Regions from separate parts of the Homo sapiens genome. Here region 2 is linked to region 1. Evidence: chromatin loops called from intact Hi-C (ENCODE). Cell type or tissue: A673. All regions are shown on one strand. Each heading gives the region's core, and the rest is flanking DNA. Links, peaks and the distances in the headings are about the cores only. Region 1 overlaps NRCAM (neuronal cell adhesion molecule). Region 2 overlaps NRCAM (neuronal cell adhesion molecule).

Region 1 (16,873 bases), core at 5,359-13,358:
CAGATGGTGGTGATACTGACCAGAGTAGAAAATGTACCTGAACAGCCAGCCACAGTGGCTCATGCCTGTAATCCTAGCACTTTGGGAGGCCGAGGTGGGTGCATCACTTGAGGTCAGGAGTTCAAGACCAGCCTGGCCAACATGGTGAAACCCCATCTCTACTAAAAATATAAAAATTACCTGGGCGTGGTGGCACGTGTCTGTAATCCCAGCTACTCAGGAGGCTGAGGCACGAGAATTGCTTGAACCCAGGAGGCAGAGGTTGCAGTGAGCCAAGATGGAGCCACTGCACTCCAACCTGGGCTGCAGAGCAATACTCTGTCTCAAAAACTAAAATAAAATAAAAAATAAAATGCAGCAGAAGGGCTGCTTTTAAGAGGAAGACAGGACTGTGATGAATCTGTTGTTTAAAATATGTCTAATTGTGAATATACTATACTGAGTTTGAATTATATTCAGTTATGAACTCATTAAGTTCTTGAGTGAGAAGTGATATATGCCCAGTGTTGTTTTGAGAAGGCTAATTTGGCATCTATATTTTAGGAAAGTTTGGTGAAAGGACATAGAAGATGAGAAAAGCAGTTAGGAAATTATTGCTTTGCTAGATATATTTGTACTGAGATCCCAAAACTACAGGTGAGGCCATGGGAATGGTAGGCAGAGATGCTGGGAGTCAAGCAGGTTGCCCCTTGAGGAGGACAGTAGCTCCTTGCCTTCTGTCACTTTGTTTAAATTTACCAAGAACTTTAGTTCCATCATTCTGTGAATACAATCTTATTTGAGACATAATTTGTTCTCAGTTGGACATCTTAAATGGAATTCACAAAACAGGGTTGGCAGCAGTGATAACTGGTCATCCCAGTTTGTCCTGAGATTTAGTGTACTTTTTTGAAGAAGAGGAGTGGTTTCTCGGGGACTCCATGCAAGTAGAATTCATGCCATCAGTCATCTCCAAGAGAACTAGCTGTAGAAACCAAAAGGTCAAAAACTTATATTAACTGAGGGACCTAGAATGTGCACAATTCAGACTGAAATTATTTTCTCAAAGAGTGATCTGAATGAAGAAAATTTTGCCAAGAGCAAAAATGAAGGAAAACAGTACATAGCATTCCCAAGGGTCACTGGAAACATTTTTTGAAGCAATAACACGGAACAATATGTCATTATTACTAAGCAGACAAATTTGAGTGAAATATAAGGGGAAAGAGCTGCATTGTTTCTGTTGTTGATTTGTTGTGGGTTTTTTTTTTTGTACTTTGGTCACTATTTAGAAAGGGTGATCAGTTAGACACAGGCCACATGTTTAAGGTGATATTTCTGTGAAACATTTTCATCTTAATAATTATTTCATATTTATTATGATGAAAGGCATTTAACCCTAGAGCATGTACAAAGCTGAGTCGCAAGTCTCAGAAATAGTGTCCTAAAGTGATGTATTGGCCTCAGAGGGAATTCGTATGTACTTATACACAAATTCACCATAATGAATGCACCAAATCATACTTTTAAATGCCCAAATAATTCATATTCATAAATTTTTCATTTTGAGCCCCTAGATATTTTTTAATCAAAACCCATACCACTATCCATTCATCTTCCATTCAATCAAATGGAAAAGAGCCATATTTTTTTCAAAAATAGCAAAATTATCTAATTTCCCTTCTACTTCTCATGTCCATAGGATAAGCAAAAGAAAAAAAATCTGAAACACCTGAGTTGGCACTTTAAAAATTTTTCCCAGAAACATGAGATGGGATGGTCAGAGGTCATGCAGTTGGTGTCATGGGGGCACCCTGCCTGTTTTCTTCTGTAGCTCATACCGGTCACGCCTTGTTGGTGCTAATGACTTCCCAGGTGCCTGGTACCAATTCTTCATTAGTTGCTGTTGTCCTAGAAATCTGTGTAGGTCATGGAACCTATTTTCTGGAAAACCACTTAATACTTATTTTAATTTCTGTAAATGTTGTCTGTGGAAAAGAACATTTCCACATTTTGCTTGCCATTGTTCTGAATCTGACTGGCAGATAACACACTTTGGCATCTGTAATGAAATTACATTAATCGTCTGTCCTTAACTCTTTTCCTGGTAAAAGGAATGGGAAATCTTTGTTCAGATATGCAATAACAGTATTTTAAAATTGTTCAAATTATATAGAATTCTTTGCAGATTATGTTAGAGAATTCATTACAATTTAAATTCATTTTATTATCAAAATTATTCTTTGTTTTTTGGTATTACATAATGGTCTTCCTTATAATGGAGTGTTTTACTTCTATTTATAGAATATAGAGAATGTTGTGTAGTTTGCTGTTTTATTTTTTTAAAGAACTATTTTTAACAAAAATTTGATTCAATGAAATGTAATTCTATTTCCTGAATAAAACGTAAAATAAAACATAATTTTTTAAGAAAAGCTTTAAAAAAACGTAATTTTTTTAAAAAGCTTTCTGTTATTGAGTTGTATTGAGTATGATATTTTAATCAAAAATTTGAATTTAAAAATAATCTTTTCTAAGATTGAGTTTCTCTTAAGTCATAAAATATTTTACTGCCCCCAGATGAGCACCATAATTTTAATGTCACAATAAATTAGAAAAAAAATGGAGAAATTCCAGGTTGCAAAGCCAGATCTGATACAAATTTTGCCTGATGCCTTTATCATTACCTTACACTTCCACCTAGCCTATGTGCCTCAACAGGATAGACATGTGACATTTTTCTTTGGAAATTTGACTTAGTCTTTTCAATGGTGTCCCTAGTTTAACACAACATGGAGGCAAAATGTTTTCTAGAAGGATCTCAACTTACCCAGGGATGCATTTCTCTTTTGCTTCTCTGTTTGTTTGTGTATGCATGACATAATGACCTTTTTAGAAAATAGATGTTTATTATAAAAATAGCATCTGGTATCCTCTAACATTTTATTGCATAAAGATAAATTAGTTTAATTTTATATAATATATTTTAACTTCTTCCCAATGGTGATGGCCTTCTTCAATATTTAATAAGGTAAAATTAGCATAGTATTACAATAACAATTGCGAATAATCAAATATGCCCTAAGCAGTGTTTTTTCAATATCAGGGCTTTGTCTCTCTTCTCTTGCTCTTTTGTAAAAAAAAAAAAAAAAAAAAAAAAAAAAAGTCAACAGAAATTTGGGGAAGGATTACATTTGTATGTAGGCAGTAATATCTTAACAGGAGGCTTAGATATTCCTAGTGATACCTGTTGTGAAAACCATATGTTCTACTGTAGTAAAAGCAGTCACCATTTATTGAGGCTTACCATGTGCTAGACATGTTCTAAGTACTGCACATGTTTTATCTCATCCTCACAGTAACTTGTTATTTATACTCATTTTATAGATGAAGACATCGAGGTACAGTGTTAATTACATCACTCAGGGACACAGAGCTAGTAAACCGTAGAGCAGGGCTTCAAACCAAGGCAGTCTAATTCCAGAGTTCATGTACTTCACCACCACATCGCTGCTTGGACACAAAATGTGCCCACCAGAATGCTTAATTAGTTCACAAGAGCTGCACTTGGCCTTGAGACTTCTGGTCAATGTGCTGTATGTACATGACAAATAAGGTCTCATATGGAAGTCAAAGTTATTACCCGGCTGCCCGTTCACATCAAATAATAAATCTAAAGACTGTCAAGGTTGTTGCACTGCACATGTGGCTCTAAATATCTATTCCATGTTTGTGTGCATTGCAGAGAATAAATAGGTGCAACAGAAAGAGAAAAACAAATTCCAGACCAAACAATATAATATGGTTAGGAATGCTTGCCTGCTATTACATTGGGTATTCTTATCTTTTATATGACTGATTCTATCTGAAAAAAAATTCTTGGACTGTAGTGTCATTGTGGTTTGCTCACAGGTCTGACCTTTGTCCACAGTAATAGAAATCGTGGTAATGAAAGCTCACTTTTTATACCTTTTCCTCAACCCATGCCACCTCTTCTTTCCTAGAGCTGTCACCCAGGAACTTGAGCCACGTTTTATTCACACAGGATTTCAAAGGCAGCTCGGTAACTACTGCTTCTCAGAAGAAATTTACTGATAGCTGCTTTGATGTGACTTTTTACTCCTTTCCCTGGCCCCTTTGCGTCCTCACCCAGTGTTTTGGGTTTTTTTTTTTTTTACTTTTCTTTTCTTTCTTTCTTTCTTTCTTTCTTTTTTTTTTTTGAGATGGAGTCTTGCTCTGTGGCCCAGGCTGGAGTGCAGTAGTGTGATCTTGGTTCACTGCAAACTCTGCCTCCTGGGTTCAAGCGATTCTTCTGCCTCAGCCTCCCAAGTAGCTGGGATTACAGACATGCACCACCAGGCGCAGCTAATTTTTGTATTTTTAGTAGAGACAGGGTTTCACCATGTTAGCCAGGCTGGTCTTGAACTCCTGACCTCAGGTGATCTGCCCGCCTCGGCTTCACAAAGTGCTGGGATTAGGCATGAGCCACTGCGCCTGGCCCCGTATTTGTGTTTTAATAAAAGAATCTGGAAGATAAATAGTCTTGAAGAGAGACAAAGGAAGGAAAATTTAAATCCTTAGATTCAAGCAGAAGAATTCCATGTGGAAGGTTTGGGTTTGTTGTTGTTGTTGTTTGGTGTGTTTTTTGTTTTTTTGTTTTTTTGGTTTTTTTTGAGATGGAGTCTCGCTGTGTTACCCAGGCTGGAGTACAGTGGCGCGATCTCGGCTCACTGCAAGGTCTGCCTCCCGGGTTCACGCCATTCTCCTGCCTCAGCCTCCTGAGTAGCTGGGACTATAGGCGTCCAGCACCACACCCGGCTAATTTTTTTTTTTTTTGTATTTTTATTACAGACGGGGTTTCACCGTGTTAGCCAATATGGTCTCCATCTCCTGCCCTTGTGATCCTCCTGCCTCGGCCTCCCAAAGTTCTGGGATTACAGGCATGAGCCACCGTGCCCTGCGGGTTTTTTTGGCGGGGAGGGGGTTGTTTTGGATAGAGGAGTCCTGTCCTGTGAGCCCCTTACATTGTCACACCCTAAAACTATCTCCTCATATATCCCCCACCTGCTTAGATTATAATAATTTCAGTAATGCCTTCTAGACAATGATCATGTTAAATATGTACTTGTTTCTTTTAATATGATTATTGGTAATAAAGTATAGCTTTGCAACGTGGATTTTATTTAAATCCGTATTTAGTTTTATTAATGATCTCCAGATTATAAAGTGTTTTATTCTGGGTGTTTTACTGTTTCTTTGTCTTAATTAAGCTTGTACAAAGCCAAAGCCCTGTCCTGACTCTGCTGCAGGTGGACTGGCCTCCTTGATGCCCCATGAGCAAGCCAGGATGCTCCCACCACAGGGTCTTTCACCGAGGCTCCCTCTGTCTGGAACACTCTTCCTGCACATATCCCCATAGCTCGCTGCTTCTTCTTTAGGTCTTTGCTCAGATATCATTTTCTGGTGAGTTATTTCCTGAACCTGTGGCAAGAAAGTATATTACGCATGTGCATATACACACACATACGTGCGCATGCACACACACACATTGACATGTTGGAACCCCTGTACCCCTTCCTTTGTTTTATTTTTTTTCTCTGTAATACCACCTAAGAAACTATATAATTTGCAGTTGTTGTTTTTTTTATGTTTCCCTCCCTTTAGAATGTAAGGTTTGTGAGGACAGAAACTTTGGACTATTGTGTTCATGAATGTATCCCAGCACCAAGAACACTGCCTGGCATGTAATAGGTACTTAATTTGCTCAATGAACAAATGAATGAATGAATGATGACTTATGAAACATTAAAGTTTCAGCTCTTTGTCAGATAATGAAAGTTTCATCCCTTTGTCAGATAATGTTGTTAGCTAATTAAATGCTGCTTTAATTTTCTGTGACACCCTGATTTCTAAAGCTTTAGAAATGGCATTTTTTTGGAACTCAGCTTACTCACAAATTCTGCTAGCAGGAGGAAAGGGTATTGTGGCTTTCCATTGTTAAAATGCGGAGGTAGAGTTGGAAAACAATCAAAAGAAATGTTCCTCTCATTTTTTGGACCAAATGAACAAATCTAGCATTTGTTTTTGAGAGAATAAATACTCTTCAAAAAGAACAGAAACTGTTCTCAAAATCTTTGAAGTATGTCACTGATCCTTTAACCAGTAGTTGGAGAAGCAAGTATCCTACTGACAAACACAGGCTTTGTGGGGTTGAAAGCCGATCATAAGTTTACAAAGACTGATTGGGCCTTTGGCTTGTGACTAATGCCTGGCACTGACACAGAGGAGGCTCTTAATCGACACAGCCACATATATTTTAAGTAAAAATGCTTGTTCTCAAAGAAATTAATTTTTTTGCCTAGTACCCTCTTTCGGGTTAAAAGAATGCATTGCTCAGGATGTAAATAACATTAATAATTCTGTCAAAGTGACATCATTTTCTGTAATGGTATAGGGAAACGGATTATTTGGGGAGAAGGATTCTCGTTATTTGTTTCTTAGAGATTTTTCTTTTAATAATTAATTTAATTTGCCAGTTGTAAAAGCACAAGAGATCATATGAATAAGAACAATGTTCCTAATGGCCTTCTAATTACAGGGTCTGTGTTTTGTAGTACTAACATTAAAGCCAACATGTTTCTTATTCATACAGTAAAAAATATCTATTCTCAAGACCTGATCCAGACCCTGCATTCATATTTGATATCAGGGTATGAAGACCCCCTACAATCCCCCTCCCTCCAAAAACCATCCTGACCTGCTGGCTAATGCCTGAACTTCTCCTCCTAGGCTTGGTTTCCTTAATTCAGTTCTATATTTATTGAGTTGCTACTGCTTCAGTCACATATCAGACATGGCATTAGCGCTCTGAGTCACCTGTATATTCTTCCATGTGCCAGGGACTTTCTGCTCTGATCCTTGCTGAAATGAAACCTCTGAGGTTTCATCCATAAGTAATACTTTAGTGGCTCTACTTCAGTTCTTTCTAGGCAAAGATATTAGGATATTAATAGCTGAGGAGAGGGGTAAAGGCCAGTACCTGTGTAAGAAAATGTGCACGATTGGAAGAGACCACAGAGAAGTTTTCCTAGCTTCACAATTACAGAGGCCCCACTTTGTCCACTAGTTGTAGGGATAAAAGGATACCATTGCTTGAACACCTGTGGTTCTCTGAGTAGTTGGCATGCTTTCTCCATCCTTCTTAAGACTGTGGAGTGTGTGAAAGTACTTCAGGCAGAAGTGTCTGACTTCCATCTATAACTGAGTGAAACAAAGAATAGCCTTTGCTTCTTCCAGACACCCTCTGGGAACTCTCCGCTAGCTCAAGTGCACTCCTTCAGCAAGCGCAGTGAAGCCCTTTTCAAATGCAGTCATGTGCAGAACCCCCCATATACAAAGCAGAGGGAAGTGGGGTTGCTCCAGAGCCCCTGTTCCTCACCACTCCTCTGTGCCCTGCAGAGGCTCTGGTCCATGATGCTGTGCCCTGGTTGAGGACACTGACCACAGAGGTACTTTGGTGGTTGTCACAAATGCTGTTCTCCACTCATGAAGATGGACTGTTTAGCACTGTTTTCACATCTGCGGACTCAAAAGTCAAATAACTTAGACAATGTGAGTCTTGGCTTTGCCAATAACAAGAAACAATGAATGCTATGAGGTGAATGTTTGTGTCCCCCCAAAATTCATATGTTGAAGCCTAAATCTCTGATGTGATGGCATTAGGATGTGGTGTCTTTGAAAGTTGATTAAGTCATGAGGTTAAGCCCTATTGGATGGGATTAGTGCCTTTAGGAAGAGGCCCCGGGGAGCTGTCTTGCCCTATTCTACTGTGGGTGGACATAGCAAGAAATTATCTGTGAACCAAGAAGTAGGTCTTCATCAGACATGGAATCTGCCAGCACCTTGGCCTTTGATTTCCCAGCCTCCAGAATTGTGACAAGTAAATTTCTGTTATGTTACCCTGTTTATGGTACTTTGTTATAACAGCCTGAATAGACTAAGAGAATGGAGAAGTAACTTAGCTGCTGTAGACCCCACTTTACTCATCTATAGAACATTTGATTTTAGAGAGGTGTAAAAAAGTTAACATATGAAAAGTGCCTAGTACAGAGCGAGCCCTCTGTAAAGAGTAGTTGTCATTTTAAAATTAAATAAAACTTAATCCCAAATGACACAGAATTCTTCCATTTTAGGGGAAAAATACAAAATCAACAGATTTAATGAGGGCTGCAAAATACTTGACAATCTCTTCATCATTTAATCACTTTTTCACCCATTCTTAACCCCTGTTGTTATTAGTAGTTCTGTACCAAATCATATATGTCATCACTGTGCCCCTTTTTGCTATAGACAAAACGTTTTTCATGTGTGGTGATGCAAATGTGGACTTTAGGGATACTAATGTAATAATGAGCCAGAAGTTAATGAACAGGAAACTGAACAAGAATGGGGCAGACAACTTGGCACCAGAGATGGCTGCGGGGCAGGAAGTATAAACTAAGCATGTCCAAAAAAGGGGAAGTGATTCGGAAGACCGTAAGGGTGAGCTAGACAAGGGGCTGCTTCTGGATCCACTGAGAACAGACTAGACTGCATGCCAAAGGCAAAACATAAATGCAAGTCCCTCTCCTCACAGCACACAAATAGAGTTTGTGATGAAGTGCCCATTTTCCTTCCCATTGCACAAGTAGTCTGTGTACAATTTACCTAAGCCCTTGGATATGTCTATTTTGTTTATTCTTGGTTCAAATGCATTCGTTCTATCATCTAGAAAATTACACATTCCTTCAAGGCAGGGACAGTGTCATTTGCTTTATATCCCTTTTAATATCCTTGACTTCCATCTGGGTGCAAAGCAACATTCAGCAGGAAAATGGAAGCCACTTTAGGAATTTTGAACAAGGAAATATACTGGAAAAGCTGGAACTGCAACAGGGAGAAAGAGGGGTGTTGGAGGAACATAAAGGAAGAAGAGGTGATCCCCAGATTCGAAGCAGTTAGCCCTTCTGGGCAGGAGCCCATGAGCTTGTTCCTGAAAGTCCAAGTGGGTTGGTGACACTTGAGTTTGACTGTGAGTTCACTCAAGAGCTGCTGTCTCAAAAAAGGAAAAAAAAAAAAAAAAAAAAAAAAAAACCAGTAAAGAAAGTGCTGGCTTTTCCTGGGCTGCTGGAGCCCAAAATCACATCAACCCTACTGCTCCTACAGCAATTGCCATCAACTGCCTCATTTTAAGATTCAGAACCAAGAATCTTTTGTCTTTATCCTGCTTTCTTATTGCTCACCAGTACCTCCAATTAGCAGAACCCAAGGGAAAGACAACTAGTAAGAGTATGAGAAATTTAGGGTGCAAACTCCTGGCTCCAGTAGTATAAGGTATAGAGGAACAGGTGTGGGCTAAAAGACAATAGGTGAATTAATCAGCACATGTGTGATAGTGGAAAGAGCCCTGAGTTTAAAATTAGAAGACCTGAAATCAAGCCGGTATCTAACTCACAGTAATAATGTGATCTTATACAAGTTACGTAAGCTCTCTGAGCCTAAATCTCTCATTTGTAAAAAGAGAAGAATAATAATAATATCTTGCAGAGTTTTGGTGAAGACTAAATGATATAATACATATGAAAACCTTTTAGAAATGATAAAAATGTCTGTGAATTTTAGTTACTTTACACAGTCCTGTTGGCAGTTATCAAATTTACTGCTTAGGAGACAATCATAAGGGTTTTAAAATAATCTACAAAAGATTTCTGCCAGTATCACAGTGTACTGCCTGCACTTAGACTTCCTTTATGACGTAGGAAAACATGACTAAATTAGGGGAGACGTGAGATCAGCGTTGCTTGTCAATTTAGCAGATTTAAAAATGTTTTTTTGCAATTCTCTTCTGATGGGTCATATCCAAAGATAAGCAGCTGAGCCCTCTTAGCAGCAGGAAGGAAGGGCAGCTAGCCTTGGGTTACACAAATGAACTTATTAAGGCGATTTATAAAGCCATCTAGTTAATCAGAAAGGAGGGGAGTGAAAAGAGCCTTTCTTAGCCAAGCCGTGATCGCCCGCTGGACAATTAGAAGCACAGTTTTCATGATACTGTTGTAGTCCTCAGTTGGGGTCAGGCCTATGAGCTAGGATACAGCTGGTGGGTGGATGCAGTAAGGCTGTTAATTAATCACAAGGGGGTGGAAACCAAGGATGAGGCATTCACACCGTTTGATTTTCCATGGCCCCTGTTCCACTGCATTGACCCCCGTTTTCTGGGTTGACCTCTGTTAGATTTCTATGAATTGTTGCATGTTAGGTCTTCATTTACAAGTTACCAGTGGAGTAACTTGTAAATGGATTTTAGCAAACCATTGATTTGGGCCTTCATCAGATAAAGATTGGGTTTAATGTCTTTTAAATATTTTACAGTAAAATGCTAGCTCAACCAGTGTAGGAGATTTGCTGGATTTAGCTATTCATTTGTGCTTTTAACACTCAGCTGTTTTACGCCAGTTAAAATAACAACAGCTAATTTTTTCCTAATGCTTTCTCTGTGTCAGCCACCATTCTAAGCACTTTCCACTGACTCACTTAAACTTCGTAATAACCCTATGAGATAGGAGCCGTGATCCCCATTTTTACAGATGAGGAAATTGAGGCATACAGACCTTAAGTAACTTGCATAAGGTCAGTTAGTAAGTGAGGAGCTGGGCTTTGAACCAAGGTCAGACTGGTTCCAGTGTGTATTCTTGACCACTAGGAAGCATTGCCTCTCAAAAATTGAAACTGCTGTCTCTACTGGTTTGATGATTTTTTACTTAACTCTGTGTGACATATTTAACAACACAAACTTTTGTGGATAAAACATACTCCTGAGTTAGTAAGCAAGTCTCTAAAACTTCAATTGCATCCATGTTTTCAGGTTATCCTTTCTGACTTTGATATTGTTTCAGTATTCTAACACTGGAAATTAAAATATCTAAACCGTTTTTTCACAAGTAAAGAAATGTGCTACATAAAAGGACCAGAATAAGCATCTAGTGCCAACAGAAACTTGGACATATTATTTTACCGATTAGGAAACAGTCCCAAAGGGACCAGAGCTACTTAGTAGCCATGCAAGGTCTAGACAGCATCTGGCCCTGGATGTATTTCTTACACCCAGAGCCCTGAAGCCACATAGCACTTTTAAATTAGTTGGTACCATTTTAAAAAACAGTTGATTTCATATAAAAGTTTGAATTTCTGGCTAAAAGAAAAATGAAGTGATCTGCAAAACTGGGTGTATATTTCCCTGACCACTATCAGCTAAAGCTGAGTAGCAGCACCCTGCACTGTTTAAGCGGGGCCCCAGTGCCCTTTCCTCCGCTGCACAGCTGTATTCTTTAGCTTTAACTGCTTGGCCCCCTTAGGCATTTGAGTTTGAGACCACTAAACTAATTGGAAACAAAGACTTTCTGATTTCTGTCAGGTTGTCTTTGTGTAACACCACAGTGTTCTTTCAGAAAATTACGGCCATTTAGATTTCAGATCCTTTTTTTAAATGTTTTAGTTTAAGATTATAGTCAGGTTGCAACTCCTCTTATGGAGTAATAAAATTGTGTCTCTTCCTCTATACTTTCTTTTCTCTTCTCTCTCTGTCGCTCTGTCTCTCTTCCTCTCCTGTTCTCTGTAACTTAGAGAATTTGTGGTGATATATTAGTTTCAGGCACGGTCAAAAGAAACATTGATCACTGTCTTCATTTAGATGCATTAAGTATATACATACATAACAAATATACTTAAAAACCAGTCAGTGATAACTATCGTTAGCCAGTCCTGACTCATGCTTACCTGTCAAGAAAGACACATTTGAGAAAGTACAAACTCTTTAAAATCAACTTGTCTTTTTCTATGTTGTTATGCCAGTCATTACACTGTATTAATCTCTGGTTTTCTAATTATATAGCATCAGGCATATGACCTCTAAGCATTTGCTTGTTCGCTGGCTATTTTTAACTAAAAAATAAATTGCATAATGAAACTAATTCTATTTCCCATTGAGATAGTGCATTTTGAATTACTCAGAAGGGAGTCCAATTAAGTAGTATTTATCCAAAGTAAATGCAGGAGATAATAAAATATTTCCATGGCATGTTTAATTCAGAACACTCATGCTATGTAAATTAATTTGGTGTTGGATTGAGGTTATATGGAGGAAGGAGTTGCCCAGAAATGCAGCCCTTTTCTTTTGATCTTCTATATTTTATCTGTCAACGACTGAGTGACTAGATTCTGGACTCGCCGGTTTTCGCATTGGAAATGTGACTAATCCCAAGTGGTTTTGTTCATTTTCTCTGAAAGATTTCTCTCTGAAAGTGCCCAGATGTGAGCACTCTTAACTCCAGCTTTGTAATGCTGTTTATCTGGCAGCAGAAACCCTATTTGCAATAGTTAACTATCTTTTTTACATTTGCCATGGTCCAGCAGTGCTGCAGAGCTTTGAGGCTACAGTAGCGAGTTGATGACAATCAGCAGATTCTAAAGCCTTTTCAGAACCCTGAAAGAATAGATAATGATAGTACATAATGCTGAAATGACAAAAGACATAATGGATAGTCAAATGTTGATGCAATTTAGCTTCTAAAAAACGATTACAGTTCATTTTCTTTGATTATCTTTTTCAAGTTTTAACTTTAATTCTTTATTGTTTAAGTTCTGTAAAATGGCATTCAGAAAAACATTACCACATGAAATCTGTCGGAAATGTTTAGATAGTTGTAATCACAAAGAGTAGAAATGCTTGCTTTGTACTGTACTGTTGACCCAGCTCTGTCCTTCTCTGAGAGTTGCTGATTCAACTTTTTAAGGATCTAAATGATTCCTTTTTAAATGTTTGAGGAAAATGGTTTTTAGCTTTTGTGTCAGATAAGAATGGTGTTGTTCCCATCTGAATGAGTTAAACCAAGTACAGTAGTAGTATGTTTGCTCAGGACAAGGAAGTCTGGTGGTCAGCAGTGGGAAAATACGGCACCCAACACATCATTTTAAGGGCAGATGATCCTTTTTGCTTTCTGCTTTTTCCTCCTTAGTTTGTCTTCCTAGTCCTTATTCTTTCAATTTGACTACTGGTAATGCCCACATAGTATGCAAGAAGATTAGGAAAGGCAAAAAGGATGCACGTCTCATGACAGTATTATTTTTCTAACTGACAAATTTATTGGATTTAGCTAACATTGAATGTTAACCTTTGTTGGCTTTGAGATGCAGCCTTTGAAATTTGTGAGATTAATGTATAAGCCTAGTTATTATTTAACCTGCCAAGTTTATATTTAGTAACACCATAGGCTTGCTCCAAAAGTAGGGAATCTCTTTCTCTTCATGGGCTTCTTTTTTGAAAAGAAGGAGACTCACAGTACCATTTTTTATTATATTACAGTTGTTCTCAAACCTTAGTGTGCATCAGAATCACCTGAAGGATTCACTGCAATACAGATTCTAGTCCCCAGCCCCAAAGTTTCTATTCAGTGGGCTTGGGGTAGGTCCAAAGAATTTGCCTTTTTAACAAGTTTCCAGTTTATGCTGATGCTGGGGGTCTGGAGACCTCATGTTCAGAACCCAGTGGGTTAGAATAATTTTCTATTACAAGTCAAGATTCTTGCTAGTGAGGAATCTAGATAAGGCTTTAAATAAAGCCTGAATTTCTGTGACATAGGTATTGATGGCATTTAATTCAACAACCATTTCTTGAGTGCCTCCCATGTGCCCAACACTGATGACACTACTAGTCTTGAAAAGAGAAAGATGAGTCAAAGATTCTGCCCTTAAAAAGCTTATAAACAGATGTTAGTCAAAATTTACAAAATTTTAGCTAGATGGGAGGAACAAGTTCAAGAGATCTGTTGTACAACATCGTGACTATAATTAAAAACAATATAGTTTTCTTGAAAAATACTAAGAGAATACATTTTAAGTATTTTCACCACACGATGACAGCTATGTGAGATAATACATGTTAATTTGCTTGATTTAGCCATTCCACAATGAATATATATTTCAAAACATGTTGTACATGGTAAATATACACAATTTTGTGTCAGCTTTAAAAAAGGCTTACAAACATGCTTCAAGTACCTAAATGACTACACTTAAAAGGCAGAGAATTTATCTATATGTTTTCTATTTATACTGTTGGTAGTGTATAAAGGATTTTTAATGGAATACCGAATTCTTTGATCATACTATTTCAACTCTTCCAATGGTTATTTTGCATTTCTATTTGAAACAGACAGTTGTATCCTGTGATCGCTCCAAGTCCTAGATAACTTTTGTTTCAGCGAAGTTTCAGCCCCGTTCAATTCATGTGCTATTCCAATCAGGCTGATCTTCAACCCCCTACCCCACCCTCAGAAAAATAAAAATATAGAAAAGCCATTGCAAGTAATAAAAGAGACCCAAGGTCTAAATCATAACCGTTAGCCAAAGAAATGAATAATATCTCCTCCAAAGAAGGAAAATTACATCTGCTTCAAAAATAAAAATCACAAACAAATTCAGTAGTGATGGTCTATATGGTTAGTTACCTGTTTTCTTTTTGGTGGGAGAAAACACTTTCCCTACTGTTACTGGAAAGACTAATGGAGAACTCTCCCGCCTGCTAATTGTTAATATATTCTAGGAAGCATTTAAATAGAAGTGGGACAGGTTCTTATGTAATTTAAACTGTCTACCAACCTGAGAAAGGATTTGTGTCTCCAACAAAATATGCTGTTAAATAAAGATAGGGGTATGCAATAACGTATGAATTGATGAGAAGTGAGCTAAAACATAAGTTTCTTATTAAATCTAAACTAATTGGCATATAAAGATGCATGTACATTAGTTTACTTACAGTTCTCAAAATACTACACTGATGTACATTTTCCATATACCTTTGAGTAGCCATTGCCAATATATGCAGTTGTTAAAAATTTTTATTTTTATGGATTTAGGGGTACAAATGCAGTTGTGTTACACAGATATATTGCATAGTGGTAAAGTCTGGGCTTTTAATGTTACGCATCACCCCAATAGTGAACATCGTACCCAATAGGTAATTTTTCATCCCTCATCCCCCTCCCACTCTCCCACCTCTTGGAGTCTTCAATGTCTGTTATTCCACTTTGCATATTCCTGCGTATCCATTGTTTAGCTCCTACTTGAAAGTAAGAACATGTGGTGTTTGACTTTCTGTTTTCAGTCATTTCACTAAGGATAATGGTCTCTAGTTCAATCCATTCTGCTGCAAAAGACATTATTTTATTCTTTTTTATGGCTGAGTAGTATTCCATGGTTATGTGTATACGTATGTGTGCATGTATATACGCTACATTTTTTAAATCCAATCCATTGATGGACACTTAGGTTGATTCCATAACTTTGCTATTATGAATAGTGCTGTGATAAATATATGAGTACAGGTGTCTTTTTGATAAAATGATCTTTTTTCCTTTGGGTAGATATCTAGTAATGGGATTACAGGATCAAGAGGTAGTTCTATTTTTAGTTCCTTGCAAAATCTCCTTACTGTTTTCCACAGAAGCTGTACTAATTTACATTCCCACCAACAGTGTATAAGCGTTTCTTTTTTTTTTCCCACATCCTCACCAACATCTGTTGTTTTTTTGACTTTTTAATAATAGCCATTCTGACTGGGTGTTAGATGGTATCTCATGTGTTATTGGTGACATTGTTATTGTCATGACACAAATGGTTTTCATATTCATTTTTATGATTAGTGATGTTGAGCATTATTTTGTATGTTTGTTGGCCACTTGTATGTCTTCTTTTGCAAAATGTCTATTCGTCTTCTTTCCCCACTTTTTAATGGGATTATTTGTTTTTTCTTGATGAGTTGTTTGAGTTCCTCATAGATTCTGGATCAGTTTTGCCTTTGTTGGATGCATTGTTTACAAATATTTTGTCCCATTTTGTAGGTTGTCTGTTTACTCTGTTGATTATTTCTTTTGCTGTGCAGAAGCTTTTTAGTTTAATTAAGTTCCATTTGTCTATTTTTGTTTTTGTTGTGTTTCCTTTTCAGGACTTAGTCATAAATTCTTTGACTAGACCAATGTTCGGAAGAGTTTTTCTTAGCATTTTTATAGTTGTTCCATATTTTTAGAGTTGTTTATATATATTGTTATATATTTTTATAGCTGTTCATTTTTATATCTTCTTCTAGCATTTTTATAGTTTCAGGTCTTACATTTAAGTCTTTAATCCATCTTGAGTTAATTTTTGTGTATGGTAAGAAATAGGGGTCCAGTATGATTCTTCGGCATATGGCTTTTCAATTTTCAAGCACTATTTATTGAATAAAGTGTCCTTTCCCCAGTGTATATTTTTGTTGACTGTCAAAGATCAAGAGAGTATACTTAGAAGAGCTTGAATAAACAAACCTCTTTCACGTGCCTTATAAAAATTACCCGTTTAGGATTTCTTAAGATTTAAAAACTCAATGTACTGGAACCTCACTATGTAAGATGTGCCTAAACATAATAAAAATATCGTATCTGATTCTACGGACATTAAAGTGGAATGGAAAAACTGTGGGCTATGGAGTAACACAGACGTGGCTTTGAATTATGGTTCTTCTATCTACAGCCATACCACCCTGAGCGTGCCTGATCGTGTCTGAATTATGGTTCTTCCACTTAATAGCTGTGTCTGCAAAATGGGAGGGGAAACACTTACTTCACAGGATTTGGGAGGATTAAATAAAGTAAGGTACAGAAAGTACTTAGAAGAATGGCTGATACATGTTAATCATTCAATAAATACTTCCTTTTCCACATCAAATCTTTTTTTCTTTTCTCCTATTCCTTTTCTTCCACCTCCTTCCTTTTTTTTCCGCTTTCTTCTTCCCCTACTCTTACTTGTTCGCCTTTTTATTTTTATT
Region 2 (16,873 bases), core at 3,541-11,540, 130 kb before region 1:
AAATGGGACCCTTGACAATCCTTGGAAGCCTTTAAAAAAAAAAAGAAGAAAAGAAAAGAAAATTTTAGGTCACAATGGCATGTCAAAATTCCAAAAACTTTTTTTCTTGTCTTTACCAAGTATTGTGGATTTTGCCCTCCAATCAATTAATGTCTCCACTCTTCTGCCAACCAAACAGGAACTGAAAATAAGTGCAAACGAAGTAAGATGGGAGAAAAAGAAAAAGTATGAAAAATTTCAAAATCTGAAAGAAATGGAGCCCCATCTTTTATTAAACATACTTATTGAACTTCATAAAGCTAGTTACATTGATACCAAGGACAATTTCTGTAAAAGCTTTTATTTTTTGTGTATTACAGATTTGCCCACAGAAGGGACCCTTCTCTGTTAGGCCTGTCAATTTCTCTTGCCCTTTCTCCTCCTCTGCCTTCCTTTTGTCCAAGGATCTCAGCATTGTTTGGTTTGCAGCCTCTGTGAGTTTATTCACAGGAACATATAGTCTTCTCACAAGCTGAAAGGTCACTTGTGCAGAGCCCTCGCTCTCTACTCCTTGGGGCAGCAGGTTGGTCTCCATGCTTTTCCTCTTCATTAGAATGTTAAAATATGTATCATGGAAGAAAAAACAGGGCAAAAATGCCAACACCTGTATACTTTCACTAATATATGTAGGCACAACTGATACAGGCTATGTAATTAATTTTTTTCACCATGCTAGCTGTTTTTTATTTTTAGCGAAAAATAAAGGCCACCTTTTCTTTTCTCAACAGTGTGTAGAAAACCTATGAATGGTTTTTATATGTATAATATAATAAATAGCATGGTGTTGTGACTAATGTCATTGAAGATATTTCTAGATTTTTATATCATTTCTATTTTTATGAAGTTCTAAAACGTTTCTCCTTTTGCTTTATCTTGTCCTTTCTCTGGTTTTAGTCATCCATCACAAAGCCCATTTGTCATTAATGACCCATGACCCCTTTTTATTATACATACTTTAGAAGGTCATGGATCTAAGCTCTGGCAACAGAGATATTTCATTTTCCTAATTGGCAGGTTATGAGGCCACAGGGGAGCCTTGAAATTTGATTGATGATTAATCACTCAAATAAAATAAGATATGGTAGTAAAATAGTTAAGGACAATGAATCAAGAGCAAGATTGAAATAACTGTATTTGGTGGAGTTTCTTGGATTTGCTGTTTACTTTTAAAACAATCACTTTTGTTTGCCAGCCAATAATTTCTAGACAAAGAATTGGCAAGATTTTTGTATTAATGGTTATCTCTTGCTTTTGAGTAAAGGATTTCAAGGTTCTGATCTCTTTTTTGAAGTATTTATATATAAGCAGAGAATATGGTAGAGTTTAGCTATTTTTAGTGAAGTGAGCATGGTAAAATCATAAATAAATTCTTTTTCTTCAAGGTAAAATTGGTGGTACTTGTAATTGTTAATCTTCATAAAAGTGTCTCTCCAGCCATTGGAGAGAATAAATTGTACTGAAGAACAAATCAATGTCTCAAAAAACTTGACTTTAAGTTGAAATATTGGGCCGAACAATAACTAAATTCAATAAATATTTATGAAACACCTGTAATGTGCCAGGCACACTTGTAAAGTAACTTACTTTAACAGCCTTGTCGGAGGCACAGGGAGTGTTCGCTTTCTAGGAACTCATGGAGTTGAGTGAGGACTAGCACACCAGAAATAATTCTATCTGCCTGTATTGTTCATTAATTAAGCCCTAGGTTTTGGAGAAGAGACTATGCATGCCCTGGGTCTTTGGGGAAGGAAGTAATCCCTGGAGGTTGCAAGGGTGAAGAAGCCTTCCTAGAAGAAAAAGGAATGGAGATGGGCCTTCAGGTGCCCTAGGATTTGGAGTGAGGAGCCTAGAGAGTGGGCATTCTAGAGGAAAGGCATGTTCGTGAAACAGTAAGTAACTCTGGCTTGAGTAGAGCAGAGCTTCGGTGTTGGAATATGGAGAAGTAGATTGGATGAATAAAGTGGATCAAATTGTAATAAACTTCCTTAGTCAAAAGTTGGTACCCCACTGCACAATGGGGAGCAATAACAGACTTTGATTCAATAACTAAGATGATGAAAGCGTTGTTCAAGGAATAGTAAACTGCCAGCTGTAAGCAGGATGCATGTATCATCTGAACATCCCACAGTGTTTTACACATTGTTGCCGACCCACTTCCCTCAATATTTATGGCTTTTGAAGTCTGGTTTTACAGATATTTGAAAAACAACAAATAATACCAAAGTATTTATTTTGTGTTGTGGAGATAATTACATGTTTTGCTTGCTTAATAAAATGTGCTTGTGTGCCCTTTGTTCAGGCCAAATGACAGGTGGTCTTAATCTGCTGATGGGGAAAAGAAGTCAGGGCCTTCTCTGATCAATGTAGCTGGTTTTTCACCCCCATCTTAGACCTTCTTGTTTTATAAGGGGGGTGGGCTTCAGCCTTACCCTGAATGAGGCTTCTGCTCAGAGAAAGAAAAATGGTGCAGACTTCATCTGGTCAGAGTAAAATGGATTTCCCTATGGGCATTAGGCATTTGAATGCTTTATGAACTATAAAGGCATTTGGTTAACCAGTTATTTTGGACAATTAAAATAAAGGGGAAGTATCAAGTGCTCACTCTGTTTAAGCCTTGTGCCTAGAGCACAGTAATGAAGAAGGTATGTTTTATTGTCCCCATGTAACATCTAGAGTTTTAGGGGAGAGGGGTGCATATACATTTATAAGAGACTATAATATGTGAAAGAGTTGTGTAGCTGCAGCTCATAAAATGAACATAAAATTAGACACATAACCACATTCTGCTTCATGTGTAGTTCTGATGACAGAGATGTAGCTATTTTCTTAGTCACACAGACATAATCAGACCTGCTTCAGGCATGCCTGGAGTCATTCACTGTACTCTCTTGAAAATCTGAATCTCTTTTTAAAAATGATGAATGCATTAGTGTCATCTTTGTATGATATACATTAAAAAAATTCCTTTCTCATAAATAAAACAGCAGTTTAGGCCAGTTGCTCTAGACTCGAAAGAAAGCCAGGAGCAATAGTGGCAATGAGAGAAAGCAGAGCCCTCTTGAGAGGAAGTCTCTGAGGCTTTCCTTAGTAATTGGACTTCTGTCTGATGTGTGAACCATGAACTCTCCAGCCATTTCTGTTCAGGACGCACCTAGACAATGTACAGTGTCAACAGTTAATCTGTCATGATAATAATAACAACACATAGTTTGCCAATATCATCTCTAGAGCCAGACAGGTCAATATGATAGTTTTTTTGTGTTTAGGTCGTTGCTATTTTGTAATTTAATTTATAACCTTGAATTTGGATCTGTTCGGTGGATGAAAGTATGTTTAAATATATGTAAGAACTATAAAGTCAGGGATAATTATTTGAGGCAGCAAAATTGTTGGGATATATTTCTGTATCTTGACAGACTCATAATAGATTGTGAGGAAAATGGACACACTATGATTTTGAACCTGAAAGCCTTCCCAAATCACCACATATAAAACCCACTGATTTAAAATACTGCACATGTATCATCTCTTCTGGGGCCAGATTCCCACTTTGCAGAGTCATAGGAGATAAATCTTTGGGATTTAGTATTGTGCAGGGGTGTCAGTCTCCATGTATATTGGGAGAAAATAATCAAAATGAATTTGGAAATATCTATGAAATAAAAGTTGGGAAAATAAAACTTTGTCTTTTAATGTTCCATTTCTTCTGAGTTATTCTCTTCCATTACCATCATATTTTCTTATAATCTTACTAATATTCTAGCAAAGTGGTTCTTAACCTTTTGGGTCATAATCTTTTAAAAAATCTGATGAAAGCCATGACATCTCACCCCAGAAAATTGCTCATGTGCACATGCTTGCAAAAAATTTCCATGAAATCGAGGGGTTGGGGGAAGACTTTACTGAACTCTAATGTCCTAAGGCACTAATTGAATGTAATGAATTAACTTCTTATCTATGCACTAGCTATGTACCATCCTTGAGAGAATTGAGAAAATAATCATGCAAATAATTTTCTCCAGAGCTTAATTCTTTCAGAAGTAAGTGGAATCCTGCTTGAGAAAGGCTGCAGATGAAACAAAATGAATACACTAATGTAATGTATATTTCATATATATTCTATTAGACATTGGACTCATAGAGCTATAGTCATATTGCTGCTCAAAAATAACATGCAGATTTGGGATTTAATAATTATACATGTTTTAAAGACAGGTCAGTTTCCAGTACATTCTTTCCCCCCTGATATTTTCATGATAGAATATATTATTCAATTTCACTGAAATGACTATTCACTCAGGCGCCTTTGAGAAGCATTGCACTCCAGGTGTAGATAGGACTAACCTACATTCAGTTTTAAAAATCAAGAGCAATAGTGTAAACCCCACTGACAAAAACTACGAAGTCTGAAAATGATGTGTTTTAACATTTTGTGTAAAGTGCCCCTTTCTGCTTCCACATGTCTTTGCTTTCTTGCCTGATAGGCAACACATCCCTTTATTCAAATGATTAGTTGATGCACTGTAATTATCAGTTTGAGACACTAGCCACACCTCTGACCGACTTCCCTTCTCCAGAGCTTCCAGGAAGCCACCGCACAGGCAGTTTTTCCAGCACCTCATCTTTCTTACTGAACAGAATGGCTACCTTCTCAGTTATTTCACCAGGAAGACTACATGGGACTGAGGGGGCAGTTTCTAGCTCACTCCCTTCTCACCAGCTCTCTTCGATGCCCCACTCCTGGTAGGAAACCTGATAAGCTCTAACTGGTCAGTCAGCACTGGGCTACATTGGGGCCTGAAGATTTCTGGCTGTGAAGGGATATGGTTTCTTTTCTTTCATGTGAGTGCATAATCCAAGGTCGGTGGGCTCAAAGAGGTGAGTGTGATTGATCATCAGAACAACTGCCCTGGGGCACATTTGGAATATGTGCTTTCCTTTTGGAAGAGAGGGAGAAGCACATGGAGAAGAGGGGATGACAGTGGTATTAACAGATTTAGATGTGGGATTTGTCCCTATGTTCATTGGGGCCAAACTTTAAGATCAACTTCCAGAAAAAGGATTTCAACACTCTGACGTCAGCATATGTCAATTATGTGGCTTCCCTGTAGCTAGGTGTTTCTAGCCTGGGAGGTGGGGGCCCTAGCCCTGCCACAGCAAGCAATAGCCTCTGAGTGTTATCACCCAGGTTCTTGGTGATGACACCGAGTGGTAGAGAACAGGTCAGATTCTGTTTAAGAAGGTCATGAAGTGTAATATGTTTTAGCATGATTGCCACCAAAAATGAAGTTCAGAGCTTAAAGTATTAACATGTATCTTTGTTAGCTGGAATATAGACTTATGCAACGACTGAGGTGCTTCTTGGTTTTGTATTTTGGAACTTACCTCATCAGTCAAACCTTTTCTGTTCCCACTGCTGAAGTTCTCTTTTAAAGCAAGCTCAAAGCACATAGTCATATTTGAAGTTACCTTTTATTTTTATCTCGTCATTCACTCATGATTTTCTCATTTTATGTGTGCCTCTTCCTTTTCTCTCTGAATCAGGTGATTTCCACCCCCATCCCCACTTTTGTTAAGAGATCCTTGCTGAAGGCTGTGTTCTTGCCTCAGTCTTCCCTTACTACCCAATCCACCTGACTCTTTCTCCTTCACTTTCCCTTCCTTCTTACTTTTCATCTTTCTTATGCTTTCATTTACTTCCTTTCCTGACTCACTATCCTTTCTCCCCTCAGCTACCTCTGATCTTTGTATTATGTACATATTTCATTATTCCATATATGCAAAAAGATAAAGAGGGACATAATGAGAATCACCGTCCTCTCTACCAAGCTGAAGATGCAGAAAGTCACCAATAGCTCTCAAGTCCCATCCTCAACTATATCCCCCTCCCTTCTCTCCAGAGGTAACCACTGTCTTTAACTCTATTTCACATCCTGCCTAGGTTTCCCTGGGCAGGAGGCAGGATGCTTTCCCCTGCACTCAGCCTGTGCAGTGGCCCCTTCTCTTGGCTCCTGGAGGCTAAGATGGGGGGCTGAAATGAGAGGACCACCCTACTGCAGCCAGGGAAGGTGGGAGTCAGGGCAGGTGGGAAAGGGTAACTCTTTCACTACAGAACGTGGCTGAATTGCTCCTCATTGGACCATCATGTTTTTATTCAGATTATCTTCTCTGGCCTCTTTTATATATTTAGAAAGGAAAATATTGTTACATGTTCAGTGAAATTTTATTAAGCACCTTCTCAATGCCTGGCACTGTTCTTAGTAGGACTTTCTTTATGGGGGTGTAGATTCACTTCAGTCCTCAGCTTCCTATTGCCCTTTTCTTTTTGATTGAGAAACCCCATTATACTTTAAAATGTATCTTTATGTAAAGGATGACCTGTATCTTTTACTTTAAGTGTACTTGTCAAAGTTGGGTGATGTATTTTATATTACACACTCTGCGTCTCAGTTTGTTTGAAAGATTTCATATACATAAAAGAGCTTGGGCCAAAGGGATACAGTAAGTGAGTATTCAGTAAGTGACTTAGCTGGGTGACCTTCAGCAAGATTTTTAGTTTCTTTGGCATTGTTTTTTTAATGTGTGAAAATGGGGTAATAATAGTCCCACCTCCCAAAACAGTTGATGAAATAAGATAATCCATGTAAAGTGTTTACTGCACTGCCTGGCATATAGCACTAAATAAATGTTAGCTACTATAACATGGCATTTTAAGCTTAGAACATTAAGTCATGTTGGAATTTATTTGAAACATTTATTGTAGAATGGAACATAGAGCTTGAAGGCTGTGTGACTGGTATTGCAGCTTAGAGAAGAGAGACAGAAGGGAGGAGCATACTCTGACCTAAGAACTCGTGAAGTGGCTCTTGGAGGAGGTGTTATCAATGAAATGTATTTTGCTGTGGAGGAGGTTGGAATCCCCACTTCCAATAGACCTGTTTTGACTATTTTGACTACTGTTCCACTGTATGTGGCATGCCATAAACATACCTTCGTTTTAGTGGAAAAGGTTGCTGCCATTCTGCTAGTCAGATCTTTTGCCTGCTGTTAGACAAACAGAATTAAGTATGTCGTTAATCTCCACAGGGCAGGTCAGAAGTCTCTCTAGACTCCTAAAATCCTAAACTAAAACCACAGAGTTCTCAAAATAAACTGTGCAGTTTGGTCAGAAATACAAGATGATTGAAGAACAAAATGATTTACTCTGTCAGTGGTTGCTACCCAATTGATTTTTCTTAAGTTGTAGATTGAATAGCTTCAGTTCCTTATCTGGAATACAGGGAAAACAATACCTGCCTCTTTTATTTAATAAACAGAATTGACATCATTTTGTATTTTAACTTTGTACTTTTTTTTCTTCAAGTAATCTTATGAGAAAGATGACAATAGTAATAATGATTCTAATATCTACTTCATGAATAATACTTTTCCTTCTACAAAATGCATTCACATTCTTTATTTCAGTCCATTTTCAGTAGGTTTACAGGTTTGAATTACATTTCTCATTGGGGGTGACTTAGTCTTGCAATGGTCTATATTATTGAATAATTATCAACATTTGAATATATGATCATGAGACATGTAAACATTGATAAATGGCATGTGATATTATAGGCAATACTTTAGCATGACTAGTCAAAGATGAGTTTTTGCAAATTAGCTAAAATATACTAATATCCGGCTCACACTAATTTCTCTCCTAATGCTTTCAGCCTATTCCACTCCATCTAACATAAGATATTATTCTTTTATATTGTTTTACACGTTTTATACACACACATATATACATCTACACTTATAGTCTTTTTTTCGCTAAGCACCTACCATAATGTTGAGCTCATGGTAGAGGCATAATTAATCCTTCTTAACTGGCTATGTAGAGTTGCTTTTCTGTGTATGCTATTTTGGGGTATGTGGGGGAATGAAGTTATGTCTTTGCTTTCCAACAGTTGTGGTTTTTATTAACCTTTAGTTATCAAGCAGTCTTTATTTTTCTACCAACATGCTCTTACTATATTAAAGAGATATTCCTCATGAATAGTTTCTTCCCATTCTACATTTCCTTCTGTGAGTCTTTTCTCTCTCTCACACACAAGATTTTGAAAGATGCTTCCTTAAAGAGCTCCAAGACAGTGTCATGCAATGGAAAGAATGTAAAAGTAAGGGCATGAGCCATCTAGGTTATGCACGCATTAATTGGGTTTCTACTTTGGCCCTTGGGAGATTCAGTAAAGCCTAAGAAAGGAAACCAATGGGGACCAGAGGAAATCAGTAGGAACCACGGATGCCTAAAAATGCCAAGTCACAATGTAAATTCACACAGAATAAGTGTAAAATGAGTAATTGGGCAGTGGGTACTTACGGAGACAGGAAATGTTTTGTGAATGGGGAAATTGTCGTCATATCTTTCCATCTAGCTGAGAAACTCCCCCCCTTGTAAAGGACTGCAGGATTTCCTTAAAATTTGTGGCTAGAAGAAATGTGGATAAGAATCTATTCGCCTATTTATTTACTTTAAAGATCAGCAATTCATATATTGGTAAGACGTTTCCATTTATTCAGAACACACAGACTTTTTTTAGCAAAGTAGTGCTCACTGTTTGGGGATAGAGACCTTCTCAGAAGTCAAAATGCATAAAAGAGACACTCATCAGACATCAAGTGTCTGCAAGGATTTGTGTGTGTCTGAAAAGCAGAATCTCTATAGTAATATCTACTAAAGAGATATTTTTGATGACAGTCAAGATATTCATAGAGGCCAGACAAAGATAAGACCAACACATTTCAGTCCACTTCTGTTTTCTTTCCCAGATTCCTTAACTGGGTACAGATGTTCTGAAAGGATATTCTTTTGTAGATTCAAATACTTGAAAATTAAAAATAAACACACACACACACACACACACACACACACACGATGGAACTAAAATATTTGTAAGTACTTAAATTTGTAAATTCTTGGTTTGCTACCAAATAACTAGAAGATGACTGTGTTGTACATAAAATGGAAAACCAAGTGAAGTGTATTCAGTGGCCTCAGTTTCTCCTTTTTACATACACTCATTTCCCTTCTCTGAGGTGCACCTGGACAGACTTAATGCCTACTGGACACCCTCACCCCGACATCAAAACCTGTTCTCAAGAAAGAATCCAACTTTCATCCACTAGTGAAAATTTAAGTTATTTATTTACCTGTTCTGCTTTAAACTATATCTCTAGTTTTGACATTAAAAGTTTTTATCTTGGATAAAGGAATTTTGTGTGTGGACACGAAAGTGGAGACATGTAACTTTCTGAGAGAAAAGAAGTGCCTTTGAAATGAGAGCACCTGGGTGAGCTCCCACTTTTGTATGGCTTAAGCATGCCTGTTTGTGAGTACATATAATATATACCTCAAACTCTATATATACTGCCAAACTCATGAAGAAAAGGACTGAATGCAAAGTGAGCTCAGATGGGAAGAGCAACATTTGATGAAACATGCAGCTTTATTTTATGTTGGATTTTGGATATTAAAATGCAAAATCTGTAGCAAGCAGGTAAACAGGAAAGAAGTGAGGTAAATGAAAAGCAATATAAATCATATTCTTCCCTGTGAAGTAAGAAATATGTTAAGAGGAGGAGGATGTATAGGAGAAAATTATGAAAGTGAGCTGGTCAGGGTAACGAAGAGAGGAAGCTAATTGGAGATTATCTGAAAATAAAACGTCTGCAGTACCCTCTGGGGAAATTAACTGCCAGATGAGAAGCATATTGTAGGAATACAATGACTAACGTTATCTTCTAAGAACAGTTACGGGGATGAGGGCACTCCTTTTACTTAAAGAAAAGATGAAGCAATGAATCAGATGGCAATGAAAGGAAATACATACGATAAGCCCTAACCAGAGCGGACATACGGTGATTTTTTGTGTGTGTGTGTGAAACTAGTTAAGTATACATATATCCTGTTAGTGCCTCTCAATATCAGAAGGACTAGGGGATATTTTTGGAAGTTATGGGTAGGGAAGAGTCATTCCTGAAACACTCGATTTTTCAAATTTTGAGCAGATTTTTTTCCCCAGAATATTTATGTGGCATGATGTTATTAGACTTGTTACTTGTGTCATATTCAAAAGCCTATACACTGATGGTCAAATAAATGTTTATGCTATAAAATAAGCCAGAAAAAAATCCACACAGTTGTATTAAAATGTTGAAATTATATCAAACCATTTTAATCAATCATGTTAAGTATGGGCCTTCATTATAACTTGAAAATGAGGATGGTGTGTATTTTCTAAGTGCTTACGTGCTCAATAATTGTTCACACATGGGTGAATATATATATACTTAGTGATAGCAACTTTCAGTGCGTGTGTGTGTGTGTGTGTGTGTGTGTGTGTGTGTGTGTGTATAATATGTATACCAGATAAAAGACCTCTCCCTTCCCAGCCAGTGTGTGGTCAGGCCAATGCTGCTTTCACAGGCAGGCTGTGGTGCTGACCACTTCAAGTCAGAATGTCATCGTTTGTCCCATCTATTATTATGCTCTTCAGGAAAACATTTGTCCTAAGATCCTAGCCGTGATTGGTGTCCCTGGAGATGCCCTCCTGCATATTATTCTGTGAGTGGACTTGTCTTTCTTCTCAATAGATGCTTTGATATTGTGTGCTTCATAGAAGCACAGAAATCTTTTGTTTGGTGAGAGAATCTCTACCAATTTCTGGAGAGAATCTCCAGAAATACAAGTCAGCAAGTCCTTTTGCACTGGCCTTGAACTGTGGGGAAGACCACAGAAATGCAGACCTGTGGTAGCCATGACTCAAGGAATTGAGTGACCACACGGCTCCTGGTCACCTAGAAGTCATTTCTTGGTCTGCGTGTCACAGGTGTTGCTTCTGTGGGCATGATGTAAGAGCAGAGGGGTTTCCAGAGCTCCATGCTTTTATTCTTCTGCTGAAGTCAGGGTGCATCCCATTGGTTCAGTGTTAGTGATAGCAACTTTCAGTGCTAAATGGCTAAAAGGTTGCAGTTTGGTTTGTGATATTGAGAATTGTTGCCCACTTTGTGTACAAATTGTTAATTCATTGCAGCTTAAGGGCTGCCATAGTATTGGAAAGCTGGGCAATGAGTGACTGTCCGTGAGTGGTATTTAACCAGGTATTAACACCAGTGTCACCTCTGTAACTTGCAAAAGAAAAAAGAAAGAGAGTGAAAAAGAAAGAAAGAGAAGAGCAGAGAAAAGAAAAGAAAAGAAAGAGCCATCTGCCTAGTGTCCAGAGATTTAGAAGTTGAGTTCTGGACATCTGAATTAAAAAGAAAAAATTATAGCTCATTATGACATGAACTCCCAATCAAATTGCTGGAATATTTACCTCAGTTACCAGAAAATTATTTGTTTTCTTTCGCTAGGGTTAGGATGTTTGTCCCCTCCAAAATTCGCGTTGAAATTTAATTGCCTTTGTAACAGTATGAAGAGGTGGGACTGTTGAGAGATGATTAGGCCATGAGGGCTCCACCCTTATAGGTAGGATTGTTGTTATTATAAAAGGATGAGTTTGGCCCCCTTCCCTGTGTCTCTCTTGCTCTCTCTTGTCCTTCTGCCTTTTGCCATGGGATGACGCAACTACAAGGTCGTCACCAGATGTCTGCACCTTGATACTGGACTTCTCAGACTCCAGAATTGTGAGCCAATAAATTTCTGTCCTTATAAGTTACCCAGTCTCAGGTTTTCTGTTATAACAGCTTCAAACAAACTAAGACATCTCCATAGCAATTAAAATAGGCTACTGTTGGCTATTAGCTTAAAGGATCCTTAGAAGCACCAGTATTATTTGATCAAATGGAGGGAAGCGTGTTATGTTGCAAAAGCAGAGAATCATGAGACATTCAATCACTTACTCTTTAAGGGAAGATGGAAAACATTGAAATAAATGGTCAGTGACAACAGTAGCAACATCTGAAAAGTGATGTTCCCAAACTAGGAATCTCTCTGGAGAATATGTGTTTGTAATGTCCGTTAATTGCTCAGGGAAATGAACAGCATGGATCTGAAATGGGAGGGACCTGTCATAAATAGCACAACCTCTTCCAATGGTTTGCAAGAGTAGGTGCTGTTTGATAGAAGGGTTAGTAAGATCCATGAGGAACCTCCCTTAATTATGAATGGCAATAGTAATTAACAGGATGTGTGAACTGCTCTGCAGTGATGGAAATTTCATCTGAGTTTCCTTTCCTTTTTACTGGTTTCATTCTGCCTTGTTGGAGAAGGTCCCATGCCTTCAACTATACAGACATGAAATTCAAATCTTGAAAAGCATACTATAAAAACCCAAGTTTTTCCTTGGGGGTATTAGTCTGTCTAGTTAAGGAAGACTTTTTTTTTTTAATTATTTGTCTCTTTCCCGAAGTAGTAGGCAATTAGACATCAAATGAAATTAAAAATCCCTACATGATTGTCTCCTGGCCAGAACATGTTGCCTGCTGCCATAGAAACAGCTCTCTGATCTCAGCGGTGATGACAAAGCATAGTTCTGACAAAGCAGGTTCCTTTGCCACACGCCTGTGGTTTAATCTTTTCCTCTTTTCCCCCGTGAGGCAGTTCTGTCTAGCGTTGTCAACCATGTCAATTTTGCTAGAATGTCTCAAAACATCTGTAATATGCTGATTAAAATAGACACTATGATACTATAAAAGAAATGTGCTGTTTTTCTGCTGTCTCTATCCTACTCCTGGAATTGCATCTGCAGTTTTATTTAAAGCAAATGCAGCATTCAAATCTCCTGTAGTTATTCTTGCTCCATGAAGATGAATATCTTAGTCATGCTGATCTGGAGGGATGGGCTCACATCAGCAGCTGGCCCGTTCTGTCATGGAAGAATCACTCTTCTGGACTGGAAGAAGCAAGTGAAATGTTTCTGAAATGTTTGCAGCATCTCTCAGAGGAAAAGGGAACTTCATGACAGAAATAAAGCCAGAGAGGGCCACTGTGAAAAACACTGGAGGGTAAAAATAACTACATAAGAGCAACCATGTGGAAACCACGGAGCCCTCTCATCTCCTTTTTGGTTTTGTTTTTTTGTTTGTTTTTTGAGAGGGAGTTTTGCTCTTGCTGCCCAGGCTGGAGCGCAATGGCGTGATATCAGCTCACTGCAACCTCCATCTCCTGTGTTCTAGTGACTGTCCTGCCTCAGCCTCCCAAGTAGCTGGGATTACAGGTGCCTGCCACCATGCCCGGCTAATTTTTTGTATTTTTAGTAGAGGCAGGGTTTTGCCATGTTGGCCAGGCTGGTCTCAAACTCCTGACCTCAGATGATCCACCCACCTTGGCCTCCCAAAGTGCTGGGATACAGGCATGAGCCACTGCGCCCGGCCTTCTTCTCCTTTTTATGGGTAGAAATTAGGATGTAGGCCAACCATTTAATCAAGAAGCATTTATTATCTCTTTTTATCATGCTTCTTTCCTGCCATGCCCATTTCTCATTGCATCAGATCTAAGCCCCCTTTTGATGTTTTAGGAAGTCATTAAATAATGTTCCTGTCCTCCCTCCCAAGTTTGCACCATTTGAGAAAGACGACACAAAAACCAGATTGAAGGAGAAGTGCCAGCTTGATTATAGTTCAGGCTGACTGGGGAAGTGATTAGACGTGCGGCCACAGGGCTTCCAGGTACCTCCTTCTCCATTAGACATTGTCACCCTCAAGGTCCCACCGCAGGCTGTTGCTCACACAGGCAGGCCTGCCAAGGAAAGGTACCCCTGTTGTCAGATGGCAGATATGAAAGGGAAACCAGAAGGCTCAGGGCCAAGAAGACCTTGTTTCTTCCCCCAGATTCCTTGTGCTGTTGGCTCACAGGTGTGATGGAGGGTGTGGGAGAAGCTGGGAATATTATACTGCAACCTCCTAAGAAATGGAGTATTTTTTTTCTTTTTCATCTCTTCTGTGGTAATATGAGGAGTAGCAAATGCCCTTCACCTCCAAACCCCTCTGTCTTGCCTCCACAGCCCTCTGCTATGAACCCTGGACTCACCCTGCTGCTCCCCAGCAAGCCCCTCTGTTCAGGGAAACCCAATGTCCTTCAGGCTCTCCCTGCTTCTCCTTACCACGCCCACTGTTGTGGTTGTGCTGGCTTCACCAAGGTGACTCTTCTCCAGGGAACACACTCCCTGCAGTCTTCCCCCCTTCTCTGTCTTCCCAGCGTTTTTTTAAGCCCCTCTTCCTAGCAGTCTGCCGTGGGTGAGATCTGATGGTTTTCCTCTTCTCTGTGAATACTTTTTGTTTTATTCTGGGCCCTGTACACTGAGTGGTATCAAATGGCTCCCATTTTCTAAAACACTGAACAATTTGCCCTCTAATTACATTCATTCATTCCTTTGTCTTTTTCACTTATTGTTACATAGGTAGAGTCTGGCCTCCCCAGTTAGATTGTGAGGTTGTTGTGGACAGGATTCACTTCTTTTATGCCTCTTTTGTACCCTTTCTCAGGGCTAGTCTAATGTAGAGTGGAGAGTTTATGTAGATAATTGTCTTAGCCTGGGTTCCCTAGAAAACAGAATCTGAGCTCACTTGAGAAGGTTTTATGAGGAGATGGAATTCCAGGACAAAAATAGTGAGGGAACGGGGGAAGCCAGACAAATAATACCTAACAGTGCTTTGCCAAGCTGTCCAAAGCTTCTCAAGGAAATACAGCTGGTTGCTCTGTGACACACACTGTCTTGCAGACAGGTCTTTGGGATCACACTGTACTTTGCAACAGTCTGTCACAAGAAGGAATGGCAAGGAATTGATCTTTTAGCTCCTTCTTGTCTCCTGTCTCTTACTGGTCAAGGTTTCCGCATTAAGTTTTAAGTTCCTGTTTTCAGATTATGTTACCATGACCCTCTGATCAGCCTCTGGGAAAGCCAGATCCTATACCCCACAGCAGGGTGCTTCGTTGGAATGTAGAAGTGGTTCAAGAAGCCAGAGTCTCTATAATAGCAGCTACACAGGATGAGGGTGCAGGGGTGTAGCTCCTGCTGCAGTGTGGACATGACAGAGGCTGAGTCAGAGCCATCAGCTACAGAGAGGCTGAGACAGCTGATGGTGTTGGGAGAGAAGATGGTGGCTGTGGCAGGGACTTTACACTGAGCAAGCAGCCAGAGGAACAGTGTGGAGAGGGGCAGGCAAACCTGGGAAAGCAGAAAAATTGGACTCAATACAGCACCAAATGAATTTCTATTGGCTGGATAACTAAATATAATAAATGTTTGATAAATATTTATTGATGTCTGTTGGTTAATTGCCCCCTATATTCCTGTCTTACTGTACTTATTGGGAGATACAAAGGGAAACCTAAAAGCCAATTTAGACTAAATATGTAAGTGTTGAAGGATCAGAGTAAAGGAAGAATAAAAATGTGTGAGATCAAGGTAATTAATCAAGGAGGGCTTCCTGGAGGAGGTGAGTTTTGAGTTGTCTTTCAAAGGCTATAGTGGTAAGGATTTATAAAGAGGAAAGGGTTATTTGGAATGGGAGAAAATATTGGCAAACCATACATTTGATAAATGGTTAATATCCAAAATATATAAGGAACTGAAACAACTCAATAACAAGAAGACAGCCCAAATAAAAAAATGGGCAAAGCACCTGAATAGACATTTTTCAGAAGAAGACATACAAATGGGCAACAGATATATGAAAAAGTGCTCAACATACTAATCATCAGGGAAATGTAAATTAAAACCACAGTGAGATATCACCTCACACCTGTTAGAATGACTATTATCAAAAAGATGAAAGGTAGGAAGTATTGGCAAGGATGTGGAGAAAAGAGAACACTTGTTCACTGTTGGTGAGAATGTAAAGTAGTACAGCAATTATGGAAAGTAGTATTGTGGCTCCTCAGAAAATTAAAAATAGAACTACCATATGATCCAACAATCCAACTGGGCATATGTCCAAAAAAAATGAAATCAGTATCTGAACTCCTGTGTTCATAGCAGCACTATTCACAATAGCCAAGACATGGATCAACCGAAGTGTTTATCTATGGATGAATGGATAAAGAAAATGCAGTCTATATATACAATAGAATACTATATAGCCATAAAAAGAATAAGATCCTGTCATTCACGACAACATGGATGAACCTGGAGGACATTATGTTTAGTGAAATAAGCCAGGCACAGAAAGACAAATACCACATGATCTTACTTTCATGTAGAATCTTTAAAAAGCTGATTTCATAGAAGTAGAGAGTAGAATGGTGGTTACCAGGGGCTGGGGTGGTGGGAACGGAGGGAGGTTTGGGAGATGTTGGTCAAAGGATACAAAACAAGTTAGGAGGAATAAATTCAAGAGATCTGTTATAAAACATGATGACTATAGTTATTAACATATTGTATTCTTGAAAAGTGCTAAGAGTGGGTTTTAAGTGTTCTTACCATAAAAATGATAAATATGTGAGGTAATGCATATATTTATTAGCTTGATTTAGCCATGCCACAATGCATATATATTTCAAAACATAATGTTGTACATTATAAATATATACAATTTTGTCCATAAAAATAAAACATTAAAAATACAATAAAGTGACTATGAGGGGGAAAAGAGGAAGGAGTTACTGCAAAGGTCTCACACAGTCTTAGAATCTGAGCAAAACGCCAGGTTTGGGTGTAGATTTCAGACATTTGCTGTGATAATTTAGCTTCATCGTTTTTTGGGTTTTTTTTTTTGTAAAATTTAACAACAATCTAGAAAGTTGCTCATGCTTTGGCTTACACTCTAAACTTTGGCAAGACTCAGTTGTTTTTTTTCGCCTTTGAGATTGGAATAATGAAAATTGATGGTATATAGTGTTGGCAATAAGATA

Evidence for each region. Hi-C counts contacts between places; a loop is a spot of excess contacts. Peaks named below come from ENCODE experiments on the same cell type or tissue, not always from the same donor. Only the 100,000 strongest peaks of a DNase experiment are listed, where the experiment ranks them.
Region 2: it touches region 1 in a loop (4-fold over the local background); 2 of 110 quality-filtered maps call a loop at or near these places.

What each region holds. Positions count from the first base shown.
Region 1 is chr7:108,286,432-108,303,304 of GRCh38, reverse strand. All of the region lies in intron 3 of NRCAM (neuronal cell adhesion molecule), which reads left to right. Among named protein-coding and RNA genes, the nearest start is that of NRCAM, 160 kb to the left of the region's middle. In A673, for the core only: no CTCF peak of the experiment used is centred there; DNase peaks (open chromatin) are centred at 8,454, 9,844 and 12,284; H3K4me3 peaks cover 2,537 bases; H3K27ac peaks cover 7,352 bases.
Region 2 is chr7:108,412,122-108,428,994 of GRCh38, reverse strand. The region is part of intron 1 of NRCAM (neuronal cell adhesion molecule); the gene reads left to right. Among named protein-coding and RNA genes, the nearest start is that of NRCAM, 36 kb to the left of the region's middle. In A673, for the core only: no CTCF peak of the experiment used is centred there; DNase peaks (open chromatin) are centred at 8,344 and 9,834; H3K4me3 peaks cover 1,932 bases; H3K27ac peaks cover 5,812 bases.